3 separate regions of the Homo sapiens genome follow, and regions 1 and 3 are each linked to region 2. Evidence: chromatin loops called from intact Hi-C (ENCODE). Cell type or tissue: heart left ventricle. All regions are shown on one strand.

Evidence for each region. Hi-C counts contacts between places; a loop is a spot of excess contacts. Peaks named below come from ENCODE experiments on the same cell type or tissue, not always from the same donor. Only the 100,000 strongest peaks of a DNase experiment are listed, where the experiment ranks them.
Region 1: it touches region 2 in a loop (16-fold over the local background); 11 of 110 quality-filtered maps call a loop at or near these places.
Region 3: it touches region 2 in a loop (7-fold over the local background); 39 of 110 quality-filtered maps call a loop at or near these places.

Annotation. Positions count from the first base shown.
Region 1 is chr17:34,169,119-34,174,118 of GRCh38, reverse strand. LINC01989 (long intergenic non-protein coding RNA 1989) reads left to right here. Exons shown (of 6, transcript NR_110748.1): 6 at 4,560-4,743. Among named protein-coding and RNA genes, the nearest start is that of LINC01989, 12 kb to the left of the region's middle. RefSeq lists a silencer at 2,591-2,700. In heart left ventricle, a CTCF peak has its summit at 2,711 (motif pointing left); a DNase peak (open chromatin) is centred at 2,649.
Region 2 is chr17:34,359,706-34,364,705 of GRCh38, reverse strand. CCL1 (C-C motif chemokine ligand 1) reads left to right here and starts at 1,473. Exons shown (of 3, transcript NM_002981.2): 1 at 1,473-1,620; 2 at 2,810-2,921; 3 at 4,045-4,378. The coding sequence starts at 1,545. The coding sequence ends at 4,147. In heart left ventricle, CTCF peaks have their summits at 2,827 and 3,026 (motif pointing right); DNase peaks (open chromatin) are centred at 2,678 and 3,065.
Region 3 is chr17:34,304,170-34,309,169 of GRCh38, reverse strand. No RefSeq gene overlaps it. Among named protein-coding and RNA genes, the nearest start is that of CCL8, 13 kb to the left of the region's middle. In heart left ventricle, a CTCF peak has its summit at 2,543; no DNase peak of the experiment used is centred here.

The sequences.
Region 1 (5,000 bases), 190 kb after region 2:
GTCTATAAAATCTGGTGCACTCAACCATGGGCCAGAATTCCCATTCAAGCAGCCCTCTCTCTCACAAGAGAGAGAGCTGTTCTCTTTTCTCTTTCTTTTGCCTATTAAATCTCCACTCCTAAACTCACTCCTTGTGTGTGCCCGTGTCCATCATCTTCTTGGCGTGAGATGATGAACCCTGGGTATTTACCCCAGACAGCTGCACCACCTGACTAATATATAATACAGGGAAAATTGCATGGTTCTTGCAGGGGTTAATGTGTGAAAAATTCCTAGCAGAATTTCTGGCATGCAGCAGTATTCCATAAATTTTGACTCCTTGTCCCCTCCTGCTATTAGATTGTAAGCTCCTTGTGGGGAAGGAGGCTGTGTTTGTTCACTATCCTACCTCTCAGCACTTAGCACAGTGCTAGTAACTGAGCAAGCAATCAGTCAGTATTCACTACACGAGTGCTGAATGAATAGATTTGTCGTGCATTACATACCTTCTCATAAATATATTAACTTTCTGCTTACTGCATCATGGCTAATCACTGCTAGAGATGAAGGCTTTGGGGATTTAATGATTTTTGAAAACTATATTCAAGGTTAAATTACGAGTCAAGCCAAGACTTTAAACTGCTGGAAGCAATTTCCTCATATTTCAACAGTTGCTCAACCTCATTTGATTTATTTATGCAAAGCCTTCGAACCCCTCCTCCTTGCATTTCCCCACATCCTGAGTACGCACATCATGGCAACATCCTTGCTGCATTTCCCTGGAAATAAAGCAAAGGCATTGAACGCAGTTTAAGGCTGAAGTGCCTCAGGCCTTGTGTTGTCAAAAGGAATTAACTAGAAGGTGAGGGGATGTTTGTCCTTGATATCACTCACTTCACTTCCTTAGTTCTGCATTTACTCACAATGTGCAAGGGATGGTAAAGGTAGATGGATTCTGAAATTGGCTTTTCTCCTGGCCTACCCACAGCTAACTCATGGACCTCATTCCTCCCTAAAACTGCATGAAGGGCTATATCTCCTGATGGGGTGGCTGGGGTGGGGTTGAAACTGCCTTTGCAAAGATTACAAGAGTGGGAGAAGTCTAGCATGGTTGACCCCATCTTCCTTCTAGCCTCACAGGCTGGGCATAGGCCAAGCTAACCATAGGAGCAATTTAGTTTATATTTAACTTTGAAGAAGCATGGATGATAATAATTCCTCCCTAAAATGAATCCCCTGCTTGCTGAGGGAATGAAATTTCCTTTGTAAGCCTAATGAAAGGCCACAAGAGTAGGATTATGGGAGGGGCCTGAATTCTGCAAAGATGTAGATGTAGCTAAAGGATTACTAGTCATTGTCTCCTAGCTTGCCTTTCTATAATCCCTTGCTGCTCAGGAGTCATGTGGCCAAAGGTCACCAGATCTGTGACTTCCTCAGTTGCTTCTATAGATAATGTCACCATTGTGGGGCCTCAGATTGCTCTTTGAAATGTTTTCAAGATTTTTGCATTCTGACAGCCAAATGACTCCACCCATATCTGGGACTCATGACTCAACTGGTCCTGTGGCCCCCACCCAGAGGCAGACTCAGCACATGAGGACTGAATCCTTATGAGTTCATCCCCAACCAATCAGCAGCATCCATTCCCTAGCCCCCTGTCCATCTAATTATCCATGAAAATCCTAGCTTCTAAGTTCCTGGGGAGATTGATTTGAGGTATAACTCCCATTCTTCTGCTTAGCTAACTCTGCATTAAACTCTTTCTCTACTGCAGTACCATGGTCTCAGTGAATTGGTTTTGTCTGTGCAGCAGGTAGAAAGAGCCCATAGGGCAATGATAGAGGTCTGCTTGTTCAAGGTTCCTTTTGTTTGTATGCCTCCTCAGCCATCTTCTTCTCATGGTCCTTGGTACTTAGGATTTCTTGGTCTCCTTGGAGGCATGTCTGATGGGATGAGAATTAATCAAACGGGGCAATTCCTTCCTGCCTGGAGTGGTCTGGGAGTTTCTTGACTTCTCTGGATTTTAAGCTTCTCCAGGGCAATGTTTTGTTTGCTTGTTTTGTGTTTTTAGTACCTAAGACTGAGCATCTGGCCAGATATAACAGCAATCATTTAGGGGGAAAACAAAACAAAACAAAACAAAAAAACGGTGGCCCTTCTCTGTGAAGGACAACCACATTTTCTTTTATGAGAGGCAGTCATTTTCCTGAGGTTGTAACAAGGACTTTGTGTGTGTGTTGTCAGGAAGAGGGATGGATACTGTTGGAGACACTTTTTGAGAAATAGCAGCTGTCTCTCTTTATTATGTAGGGACCTGAGAAGGTGTAGACCAATCTGCAAATGGATCCTGTAGATCCACACGGCCGAAAGGGAACAAGATGGTAACTATGATCCTAGAAACATTTGATGAGGGGAATAAACAAGGCAGAGAGTGGTGGCACTCACCAGGGTTCATGGACTGGAGAGAAGGGGCCAGGTAGATTGCTCAGGGAGATCTAGTTGAAGCTCAGTGTATAAACGCGTCTGGAAGGGTCTCAGCACCTGGTTCCCCTGACACAGTGTATAGACCTGAGTAACAACAGTTGAACATGTGTACTTGTGAACTAAGGGAAATATAACCGCAGCTCCCCACTGTGCGGTTATCTAGGCCAGCACCAGCATGGCCTTGGCTGTGGTGGGAAGTGTCTCTAGACCTGTATGAGATCATTCTTCCACAGTGACCTCTGGTGGTAGTTGGGGGCAATTGCACTTGGCCTTGGAGGAGATGGCCCTGATTGATATTTTAAAGCAAGCTTGTCCAGCCCGCCGCTCAGGACAGTTTTGAATGTGGCCCGACACAAATTTGTAAACTTTCTCAAAACATTATAAACATGTTTTTTCTTTTTTTCTTTTTTTTTGCTCATCAACTATCGTTAGTGTTCGTGTATTTTACGTGTGGCCCAAGACAAAGTCTTATTCCGTTGTGGACCGGGGAAGCCAAAAGATTGGGCATCCCTGTAAAGCAAGAGTGACTGACAAAGCCCTGGAGCTCTTAGATAAGTGGTGAGAATAAATACAGGGAAGATAAAATAATATCAAGAAGCAAGGAGAGAGATTCTGGACTTCATGTTGATTAGAAGAAATGGCTTGAGTGATTCATTTAATAACAACAAAAATATGTGACTGTAATTATACCCCAATTACTGAAATATCTCATACCAGTTCTAAATATTTTATTTAAATATTTTACTTATTTATTCATTTATTGAGACAGGGTCTTGCTCTATCACCCAGGCTGGAGTGTAGCAGCGTGATCACAATTCACTGCAGCCTCAAACTCCTGGGCTCAAGCAATCCTCCTTCCTCAGCCTCCTGAGGAGCTGAGACCATAGGTACATGCCACCGCGCTTGGCTAAGTTTTAAAAGTTTTTGTAGAGACAGGATCTCACCATGTTGCCCAGGCTGGTCTCAAACTCCTGGGCTCAGGCGATCCTCCTGCCTCAGCCTCCTAAAGTGCTGGATTATAGAGGTAAGCCAATGCACCCAGCTGGCAAACTTATGTCGTGTGCAACACTTTGCATATAGGTGGATTTCAGGACATGTTTGTTGAATGGAGATGATGGAATTAAGGCTCATCAAAATCCACACTGATAGAAACTTCACATACTTATCCATTTTATTTCTTACAAGCTGATAAATGTTGTTATCCTCATTCTCCCGATGAGCTGTTGAAGGACCCATCTCCAGTAGTGACTGGTGGAAACAGTATTGGAACCCAGAGTTGATAACTGAACCCCTGCCAGCCCCACTCTGTCATCTCCTCGGTCAGTTGGGATGCTGCCGGGGTGTCTGCCTCAGCCTCGGACACAGAGTGGTGAAACAGATGATTTCGATGGATATAGTTAATGGAGGCCTGGGGTCGGTGAAAGTGATTTAATTGAAACGAAGTCAAGGAAAGTTTTACAAAGGGAGAAATTAGGTGTTTTCTCCTGAGACTTATGATCTGGTGAGAGGATTATGGTACTGAAAATCCTAGCAAAGGCATCAACCAGCAATACTTGTGAGTTCCATTAGTTACAATCATCTATTACTGGGAATGGGAAGGGAGAATGGAATCAAAGAAAGTAAGTTAAAGGTGTTTGTATTGAAAGCCAGAAAAAAAAAATAAAAAAAATTAAAAAAAAAAAGGTCAGCCAGGTGGGAAAATAAAAGAGAAAAAGAAATATTTTGATAAAACTGATACATTGAGATTATTCAACTGAAATAAATGTTAAGTGTATATGGGTGATTTTGCAAGAAGTCCTGCCAAAATCACATGAGGTTAATTATTTTGACCCCCATTTTCTGCTCCCACACTTGACTGAGGACATTCCAGACTGGAAATGACACCTCTGCCCTCAGTAACATGTCTGCAGCAACTAATGATCTCTCTGGAGTGTAGCTCAAGTTCCTGGAGTGCAACTGTAACTCTAGAAGCAAATTGGCTTTGCACTAATGGCTTCAACATAATTGCTAGTAGTTTCTGGTCCATTCTGGCAAGAAACACAAAGAATGCAATTGTTAAGTACTCTTTTTCTTTTTTTTTTCTTTTCTTCTTTAAGGGCCTATGGTTCATCCTGCAATATCAGAGAATACACAACTGTTGGAAGCTCATTTGTGCAGAAGCACTAGTTAGACCAAGTCCCAGGATGGTGGGGACTTGAACTGCCTCATGCACATTGTACCCAAGAGCCTGGCCCATGAAGGTGAATCAGTGGATACTTGAATAAAAAGAAGAATATGCGCTGAAGTTTTCTTTGAGGACATTTTTTTTTCTTTCCATAGTTTTGAGCATCTCTGATGTTTTGAGATTTCTGCCAGTCTTTGAGGATGTAATGCTCAATTAGACTTGTTCTCTGTCCTCAAAGAGCTTATATAATAGTTAGTGAGCTAATTCTCCTGTTTTGAGAGACAGGAGAAAATGTTATGTTATAATGAGTCATTCAGACTCTATCTACTAGGCCTGACTTTGTTACTTTTTAAAAAGCATTCTTCCACTCCTG
Region 2 (5,000 bases):
GCACCTACTATGTGCTCTTTATTCCGAGTACTGCATACATCTTTATGACCCAGTCTTCTCTGTAGCTGTACAGCCACATCTCTCTGCAACCACTCTCTCACTCCTGTCACTCTCCTTGGACCCTACACTTCTGCTTTTCCTGATGATTTGAAATGAAGTGTGCTCCCTTATGCCTTGTTGTCCTCATAGAAGACCCTGCCTCTACTTAGCTTTCCCCTCTCCACATCAGCACACAGGAGATATTGCTTAAAGAACATTCTCCTGGCTGGGGTGGTGGCTCACACTGGTAATCCCAGCACTTTGGGAGGCCGAGGCAGAAGGATTGCTTGAACCTAGGAGTTCAAGACCAGCCTGGGGAACACAGTGAGACTCCATCTCTACGCAAATAAAAAATAAAAAAATTATCTGGGCAAGGTAGTGCACACCTATAGTTCCACCCACTGTGAGGCTGAGGCGGGAGGATCGCTTGAGCCCAGGAGTTTGAGGCTGCAGTGAGTTTGCACCATGGCACTCCAGCCTGGGCAACAGAATGAGACCCTAGAAAAAAAAAAACAAAAAGGAAAAATTCCCTGGCTGAGGCTGGAGGATTGCTTGAGCCCAGGAGTTTGAGGCTGCAGTGAGTGTGTGCCACTGCACTCCAGCCTGGGTGACAGAGTGAGACTCTAGAAAAAAAAAAACAAAAAGGGAAAATTCCCCTGGCAGGACTCTCAGATGCTGCTGAGTAGCTCTCAGTCCTCTCTGTAACCCAAACATAACACATCTATCTCTGTGCTTACACTGGGTGGCTTTCACTTGTTTATCTGTGAATTGAAGAGAAGTTGCTTGAGGTCAGGCAGTGCTCCTCATTGGTAACTGCCTTCTCTGGGGCTAACCAAGGACCTAGAACAGAATAAGCTATTGAAAATTGTTGAGGATTAAAAAAATAGAAAAAATAGAAATGGCAAATATCTAGGCCAGTCACTGGACATAGAGAATGTTATTTAATTCTTATCGCACGTCCTTGAGACATGTATTGCTATTTGCATTTTGTGTGAATATGAATTTGGGTAAGTTTATGTAATCCCTCCTCTGCAGAACTGGGATTCAAATGCAGGTGTATCTCTGTTCAGGTCCAGACTCTTCTGCCCTGAAGCAGTAGTACTTGGATGGAATGACGTAGGGTTGGACAAGCCACACAGAGGCCACTTCCTCTCACTTACTTTTCTTTGCTTCCCACTCAACCAGGACAGTTCCCACGCACTTTTTCAAGATTCTTATCTGCTCCCACACTTAGGGAAGTTCCCAATGCAACCTATCAATCCATCACCACCACGAATACCAGCCAGGAGAGGTGGGGAAAGGAGTTTACCACATGGTCGCTGGGTGTGAGCAACTGTTCCCTGTCCCTATGGCTTCCCACTTGTGGCTCCCACCATGGCCTGGAGTTTTGGGTGGAGTTTTTCAAATAAAAGCCCTCAGCATTGCAGGACGGCACAGTGGTGAGCTCTTAGCTTCACCAGGCTCATCAAAGCTGCTCCAGGAAGGCCCAAGCCAGACCAGAAGACATGCAGATCATCACCACAGCCCTGGTGTGCTTGCTGCTAGCTGGGATGTGGCCGGAAGATGTGGACAGCAAGAGCAGTGAGTGTGGCAGGCATCATTTTGCTTCTCTCTGGGGAGGGCAGAAACGTGGTCAGCCACTCTGGGGTTGGAGCAGGCTTCTCCTTGAACTCACCAACTCTATCTCCCCTCTTCCTACCTAAAGAGGAGGAATGGTGAACTTGGACAGGCTGGGGTGAGGGCTAGTAGGAGAACCATGAGTTGGGGCAAACACAGAGAACTGAACTGACAGCTTCAGTACAAGGAGGCTCTGCTTCATCCAGACCCAAGGAAGGGAACCTGTGAGGTTACTCGGGTAAAGCTGGGAGGCCTAAGGTCCAGGGGACAGCCTGGGTGTAGCTTCTACAGTGTGACAGACACCAAGTAGAGTCAGAAGGCAAGACCGGGCTCTAACAATTGGTCACTCTTGGGCAAGTCACTTTAGCTCTCAAACTCTACTTTCTCTATCAGTGAAATGGAGTTGATGATGTCTGCCCTCCAAGACTGTTTGGAGAATACCAACCTAGTAAGAGGCATGAAAGGGGGTGCAAACAGAAAAACTAGGAGGAAGAAGCTGGGATTGGAATGCAGGTCTCTTGCGGGATGTGGTGTGGGAGGAGAATGCACAAATGGACAGAGTGGGGGTTGGGGGCTGGGAAAGAGCTAAGGACCAGGGCAGGAGGGGATTCAAGAGACTGAGTAGGGCAGCTAGCTAGTTCCTGGGAGCTCTTCCCTTGTCATCTCATCAGTTTGGACTCCTCGAACAATTCCTAATCTTCCCCAGATCAGGTCTGTGAACTGTGGACCACTGTGTCCTGCATCAGACTAACCAGGTCCCCAGGGTGTGGGGTCCAGAGCCCTTGGACATGAATACTGGGGCAGAACCATGCACATGTGGTGAAATACCAAAACTGGATGAGCCTTTAGAAACCAGGCTCCAAAAAGTTTTATTTTACAGATGGGAAGTCTGGGGCCAGGGTGAAGGCACATCTTCCTCAGGGCCACTCAGCTGGGGTGCGGGGAGCTCAGATCTGAACCCCAATCTTCTGACTCTTTACCTAGCCCCAGAACAAGGTGGCTGATGAGGCAGAGCTATGCCGGCACCGTCTGGATGTGGTCCCCAAGCCAGGGCTTGTCCTGGGAGGCGTTTTTTTGTTTGTTTTTTAAAAATTGTGCTACAGGTGAGAGGTTGAGAAATGGATGCAAACCATCGTCTGTGTTCCTCTTCTAGTGCAGGTACCCTTCTCCAGATGTTGCTTCTCATTTGCGGAGCAAGAGATTCCCCTGAGGGCAATCCTGTGTTACAGAAATACCAGCTCCATCTGCTCCAATGAGGGCTTAATGTAAGTGATCACCTGCTCAATCTCTCCCTAGAGAACAGAACCCCGCCAGCCTGGAATTACAAGAGTAGACACTAGATGACAGTATTTTACCAGAATAAGGTTTCTAAACCCAGAGCTGCCAGCACCTGGGTGCAAGCCACACTTGGGCGCTAGAGGGAGCGCTGAGCTTCCTAGCAGGTGTGAGGAAGGATGCATCTGTGCTCCTGCAGTGGCTTGTGTTTCCTGAAACTCCAAGGTGCCAAGTATTGTATCCCAGCATTATGAGCTCAGAGGTTTAACAAAAGCATGAGGGGTTATTGTGCACTGGAAAGAGCAAGGGAACCAGGATGAGTTCCTGCCCCTGGATTTGGAACCCATAGTCTTGGGTGACCGTGGACAGGTAACTCCTTTGTACTGAATTGTCTGTGTATCCTTCTGTATTCCTTATCTGTGAAGGGTCATAAACATAGCTGTATCACAGGGTCTTTACAAACTTAATTGGAGTAGCTTTCACAAACCAGTCAGTATTTTAAGGCTTTTTCATGTATATTCTCTCTGTCGATCCTCTTGGGGCACATATTTTTGTTATCATGAAAAGTGAGGTTCAGGAAGGTAGAGATATTTGTCTAAGATCAACCAGAGAGTAAGAGATAGAGTTGGTCTATAGATTGGACAATAGTCCAGTTTAGGAAGTAGACAGATCAGAAGAGAAAAATACACACACCCACACACACACAAGGCGCGCGCACACACACACACACAAACACATGAGTCCAACGCAACAAGTAAGGCCCCAGATGGACACAGAAACATTAAAGTTGGTGCAAAGAGCTATTCCAGGATGGGAATTTCTCATCTCACCTAATCGTCAGAATGTTTTCAGGCTGTTCAGCCCCACCCTGATACACCAAATTGAAACCAGGAGAGGGGTCCAGGAAATTCAATTCATAAGCTCCTGGTGCTTTGGCTGTTCCCCAGCGTGCAAACCACACATCCTGTGCAGCAACTTCATTTACAGAGGGGAGCCCAAGGCCTAGCAAGAGCAGTTTAGGGGACCTGGCAGCCGGAGGAGGCGGGGCTTGTGCGTTGCCCACCCAGTGGTGGCTTGGGTGGCTCAGCCTTCTCTCTTATTCTCTGTTCACAGATTCAAGCTGAAGAGAGGCAAAGAGGCCTGCGCCTTGGACACAGTTGGATGGGTTCAGAGGCACAGAAAAATGCTGAGGCACTGCCCGTCAAAAAGAAAATGAGCAGATTTCTTTCCATTGTGGGCTCTGGAAACCACATGGCTTCACCTGTCCCCGAAACTACCAGCCCTACACCATTCCTTCTGCCCTGCTTTTGCTAGGTCACAGAGGATCTGCTTGGTCTTGATAAGCTATGTTGTTGCACTTTAAACATTTAAATTATACAATCATCAACCCCCAACCCTCTGGGTCTCTTGGATTTCAGAGTGAAAACTTGATTGGCATTGAGAGGTGGGAGCCAGGGGCTGAAGGATGGGTCAGGAGGAGGGAGACATGTTGCACCTGGTGCCAGGGGAACTGGGCTAATAAGTGACTCACTAGCTCTCAGTGACTGCCTTTGTCCTGGGGTGTAAGCTTTGAGTCAGGGTGGTGGTGCAGATTCTCTGCCTCCAGATTTGGCTGCCAGGAGTGGTACAGTGGAACAGAAAGCTGGGGTTCACAGCTGGATCCACATTTGGGTGCAGGACTCTTCTTCTCCCTGCCCTGCCCAGAGGGCTTGGGGGGTGATGTTATCACCAAATCACAACTGCCCTAGCTGGAGGGGATCATGTGAGGTTGTCTGCCTGTAAAATGTTGCTAAACCCATTTTATAGATGAGGTGACTGAGGGCTAAAGAGAGATGCAGCAATTCAGGGGCAGATCTGGCATTAGAGCCTAGAGCTGTTGCCTCCTAGGACAACTCCTCCAGGTGTCCCACATTGCCAAGTGTACTGCCTGATGCAGTGTGGTACCAGATCTGGGGGACAGGCCCTGCTGTTGTCAGCAGTGCCCATCTCTTCTTGAGGAAGATCTCAGTGGGTGTCCAGGCATGGGTAGGTTCTGGGTCTGATTGAGATGCCCACCCAGCTTATCTGGA
Region 3 (5,000 bases), 56 kb after region 2:
TGTGGTAATTTATTAATGCAGAAATAGAAAAGTAATACATTATTAACTGAAAGTATATGCTACTTTGTTAATAAAAAGTATTATTTTGTATATAGGCAAAACTAACCTATAGTGGTAGCATTGAGACTAGATGTTGTGGGGTATTGACTGGCAGGGAATGTGAGGGAGACTTTGGGGTTTAGAAATGTTCTGCAAATATTGATTTGGATGGTGATTCCTGGGGCATATGTATGTAAAAGTGATTTAACTTCTTTGAACTTTATTGTAGGAAACCAATGCCTCAATTTAAAAGTTAGCAGAAAGAAACTATTCCAGTATGAGCTTGTTTAAATTTGTGTCTACTGGTTGGTATTTTTGTGTACATGTTCAATGGTTTATGTTTTTATCTGGTGAATTATCTGGTAGTCTTCTTAGCTCAGGAGTTCAATTATTTTTTTAAATTTATTTATAAGAGACCTTAAATCTTCTACCTCTTGTTTATCTAATTTCTTTTTTAAAAAACTCTGGATCATCTTTTAACAATACTGAAGTTCCAGAACTTGAAACATATCCCTAACCTCAGGATTTCCTCTCACAAGAGGGAACTTACACTCTTACACAAAAGCATCTGGGACTGTCCCTGCCAATTGCCTCATATAACACTGATACAGAGTCAAGTTTTCTTTATAAATTGAGTTTATATAAATCCCCAGTCCACATGCATGGCAAGTGTCACACAAAAATAAACTCAGAAAATTTTCATTCTCCAGTGATGTGGCTTGACACAAAGGTGCATTCAGAGCTAAGAAATGAAAATAGTGGTAAAAGTCAATTATGAGAAAGCAAAGTGGGTTAGTAGAATGCAGGGCGTGTACGCCAAGTGCCTAATCCCAGCTTGCCTGCTTAGTAGCCATGGAACCTATTTAGATATTTTTAGGTCCACCTGCTTCGTGTATCAAATGTGGGGATATACAAGATCAAGGATGTCAAATAGGTTTTCAATGCAAGTGTCAACTCGAGAGGTTTATTGGAAAAGATAATGAGGCCTTATGTCGGCCATGAGAAATAGTGATGTGATTCTTTACTGATATTCTCCATCAGTACAGGATCAGGGAGGAGCCCAGCTCTGGGACATGTTGGCCATTCGTGGGCTAGGAGATTATCTGTGTTCCTCTCAATTTTATTTTCCTATGATTGATTATCATCTTGAAATGAGTCCAATCTGAGACTTGGACACTTAGGGCATTAGGAATCAGCAGAGAAGTGTTCTTTGCTGTTTAGCTGTAGGACAGGCAGGATAGTGGTTAAAACAATGGACTCTGTAGCCAGATTGCCAGGATTTGGATGCTTAGATGTTTTGAAAGCTTATTTCAGGTCTCTGTGCCACTGTTTTCCTATCAGCAAAATAGGTGTGAATTAAACTAGTTGACACAGGAAAAGGGCATTGAAAAGTGAGGTGTTAGCATATGGTAAGTATTTAATAAACTCATTGTTATAGATATTGATAGTGAGAATATAGTGATCAGAGGATGCTAAACAGAGACCCAGGATGTGGACTATTGAAGAAGGACTCCCTTAATTGTCTTCATGCATTCAGATGAAGACATGTGATAGAGATGGACCTTCAGGAATGCCTGTGCTGTAAATAAGGAAATAAAAAGAGTCTCCCGGAAACAGGGAAGCAAGAGACCCCAGGATCTTCACATCAGCCAGAGGTGCAGGATGCTCTGGACCCCAGAAAGAATAGGAGAAAGATCCCAGGTATGACACATACCCAGAGACACCATGCTCATGTTCTGCAGATGGTTCAGAGCCTGCAGTTGGAAAGTCCCTGTGTTTTGCAATTTCCCTTCCTTTGGTTTTGGTTTTAATGTGGATTTCAAAAACCTTAGCGTGAAAAACTAAAATGAAACTTAAGACTGCCCAATTCCTGCAGTTGTTTGTTCCAGCAGCCAGAATGCATTCCCTGGGGAGGTGGCCATTCTGCCCTTTCTCTCTCTCCTCCTTTTCTCTAACTCCTTCCTAGTTAGCCATTATCTAAAGCGGATGCAAAAACGTGCTCATAATTTAGGAGGTGGTGAATGGTGAGACCATGGTCTAGACCATAAGCTAGTAGAAGACAGGGATCAATTAGCATTGGAAAAGAAACAAATCTCCTGCAATGGAAGCTGTTCTCTGTCTTAAGTGATTCCCAAGGAACATAGCAGGGTCAGGTAGAAGAATGTTCTGCAAATCGCAAGTTCTGGAGAATGGCTACATTCTTCATCTTCATCTCAGATTTATTCAGAGATCACAAAAGTCATAGAAGTAATGGAAAGAGACACTAAGAGGGAGAGATGAAGTCACAGCAGGTCGCACAGCTGGTTTATGGCAATCCAGGACTGGAGAAGAAGTGAGAGGCCACACAGGACTTGGGCAGGTCATTCCAAAGACTGCCATGCAAGTTCAAAGCCGTGGGGTCCGAACTCAAATGTGAGAGAACAAAGGAACCTCAGAGAGCATTGGTGTTCCAGTGCTATACTGAGCTATACCTCTGTATCCCCAGGAAAACTGGTTGAAATCCTGATGGGGGCACTGTTCCACAACCCAATGTCCTGACTCAGAATCTTGGGATAAGGCCAGGAAATCTGCATTTTCAGGGGTAGTCCTGGTGATTCTGATTCATACTCAGTTTGGAAACCATCAGTCTAGTGCAAAAGGTAAGCTGGGTTTCATGGAAGAAAAAATGATTTGCACAGATTTACCTGACACACAGCCTAAAGAAAGAGCTGAGGATGCAATGCTCAAAGATGTGCAATGCATTCCTGTCTGGTTGCTGGTCCCTACTGGAAACTGCTCTATTAGAGGCCCCAACATCTCCAATTCTTTGAGTTTACAGGTTCATGCTATGGGAATTGGAGGAAAAACAGCCTGAGAACTTCTTCAACATAGAGACATACAGCATTTACCATTTTCCACCGCCTCCTGCCCAAGCCTTGCTGAGTGCCAGAGGGTCTTCTGAGTATCAATGCATATGGTGATATTTTAGTTTTTTTTTTTATTCCAACTCACTGTGTGCTTCTACACTTGGTTAGAGTTTTAGAGTTCACTCCTGATTGGTATTTGGAGATGAGATCTTGGTGGCAGGGGAAGTATACAGAACTACTTGATCTGGCATGAGGACGAATGAAGTTGTCTGGTTGCTAATTGCTCCCAGGACTTTTGTTGAATTTGGGGGTGGGGATGGGGGGCCTTAATGAAAAATCTGTGTCTAAGCAGGCAATGCCTGAGAAAGGAGTGGGTTCACAGTAATCCAGGTCCTGGCTGGTACATGAAGACAGATTTGAAATACTTTCCTTTCCAACTCTTCTCTAGCCAGTGCATGTGGTGATGTTTGCCAAGACATAGTTCCTGGGGCTAGGAAAACATGTGAGATCATCTGCCAGATTCCTTCACTTGCTGCCTGTAACACAGCATTATCCCCATTTAATGGAGAGGAAAACTGAGGCCCAGAAGGAGAATTTGATATTCCACAATGCTCAGGGAGTCAGTGCCACTCCTGCAATCAGCATCAATGTCTCCTGCTTCACAGGGTGAGATTTTCTAGTGCTCCATGCTTCTGAGTGCTCTGCTTTCTACAGAATCTATCATTCTCTCCCCAAGACTGGCAGGTATTGGCCCTGCTATTGGTCTTTACTGTTGGTGAGGAGGTAAAATTATAGCTAATTTTCATACAAATGGATCCCCGTTTGGAAAAAGGAGCTGGCCAAACTCATAGACTGCAGTTGAATCTTAGGGGTCATCCAGGAAGAGGAGGCCCTGTCTTTTTGAATCCATGTTTTAAAAGCTCTGCGGTTGGGGCTTACAGGGCTAGTGAGAGAGGGACGTGAACTTGGGGCTCAGGGTAGGCATGTCTCTCAATACTGCCTTGTGATATTTTGGTAGTGAGTTCTAGGAGCTGGGTCCCTAGGCCTCCCACTGTGTCCTCTTGACGAAATATCTTCAGTAAGCTCCAGCTGACCCCATTCTTCCTATGAGCTGCTGCCTCTCCTCCACCTCTACCATCCCTTCTTGCCTGGATTATTGCGGATACCTGCTCTCAGGTCCTCCTTTCCACATTCCATCCTCAGGCAGCCAGAAGCTCTGTCTTCATCATGCATACTTCTGATTAGTTTGCGTCTCTTCCCCACTAATTCACACACCTTCATTGTCTTCCTATGACATTCAGAACTGAACCCGACTGTCCATGTTGACATTCAAGACCCTCCAAAATGTAGCTCCAAGCTTGCATTCTAAGTTTTTAAAATGTTTTTCCTATTTCTGGACCAAATTCCAGCCAGACAAGAGTTCTGCTTCTTGCCTACTCTTCTGTCCACCCTAAATTAGTTCAGTCGAACCTCTCCTTTGATCTCACCCCATCATTTAAGAGAGGTCCTGCTTATGCCTCTTCTTCACTGAGAAGTGTAACCTGACCACTGAATCTATTGCCACCTGCTCTTCCTCTGATGTTTCAATTCACCATTGGTGTTCCTCTGGAGTTCATGATAGGTTGAATGGGACTGACTGCAGCCAGGGAGAACATTTCAGAGGCTATTGCTATAGATTGGGTGGGAAAGCTCCCCTGGTAGGAAAGAAGGTGTGGTGGGCAGGAGAGGAAGGAAATGGCTGTGGGCTGACGCTGAACAAGTGACCACAGTCCTTGGTCCCAGGAGGTTGGAATTAGGGACTAGAATCACAGTGCCAGGGCAGTCTTGTCTGTCTTCAACCTGCATGGAGACCAGCCAAGTCAAAAGCCATTCGATGGGATCATGACCTCCACTTCCTAAAGCCATGCCCTCACCCCCAGCTTCATTCTTCCAGCTTCATCTTTTTCAGAAAGAAAATATAACTACCCAATTTTATTTTGTTATTTATACTTTATTAGAGAAGGTTGCTGGCAACCAGACCTAAGCCTGTCATAAACAGGCCTTAAAGAAACTGGCCATAAACAGGATTTCTGCAAAAATGTGACATGCTCATGATGGCTATGATGCACACTGCTA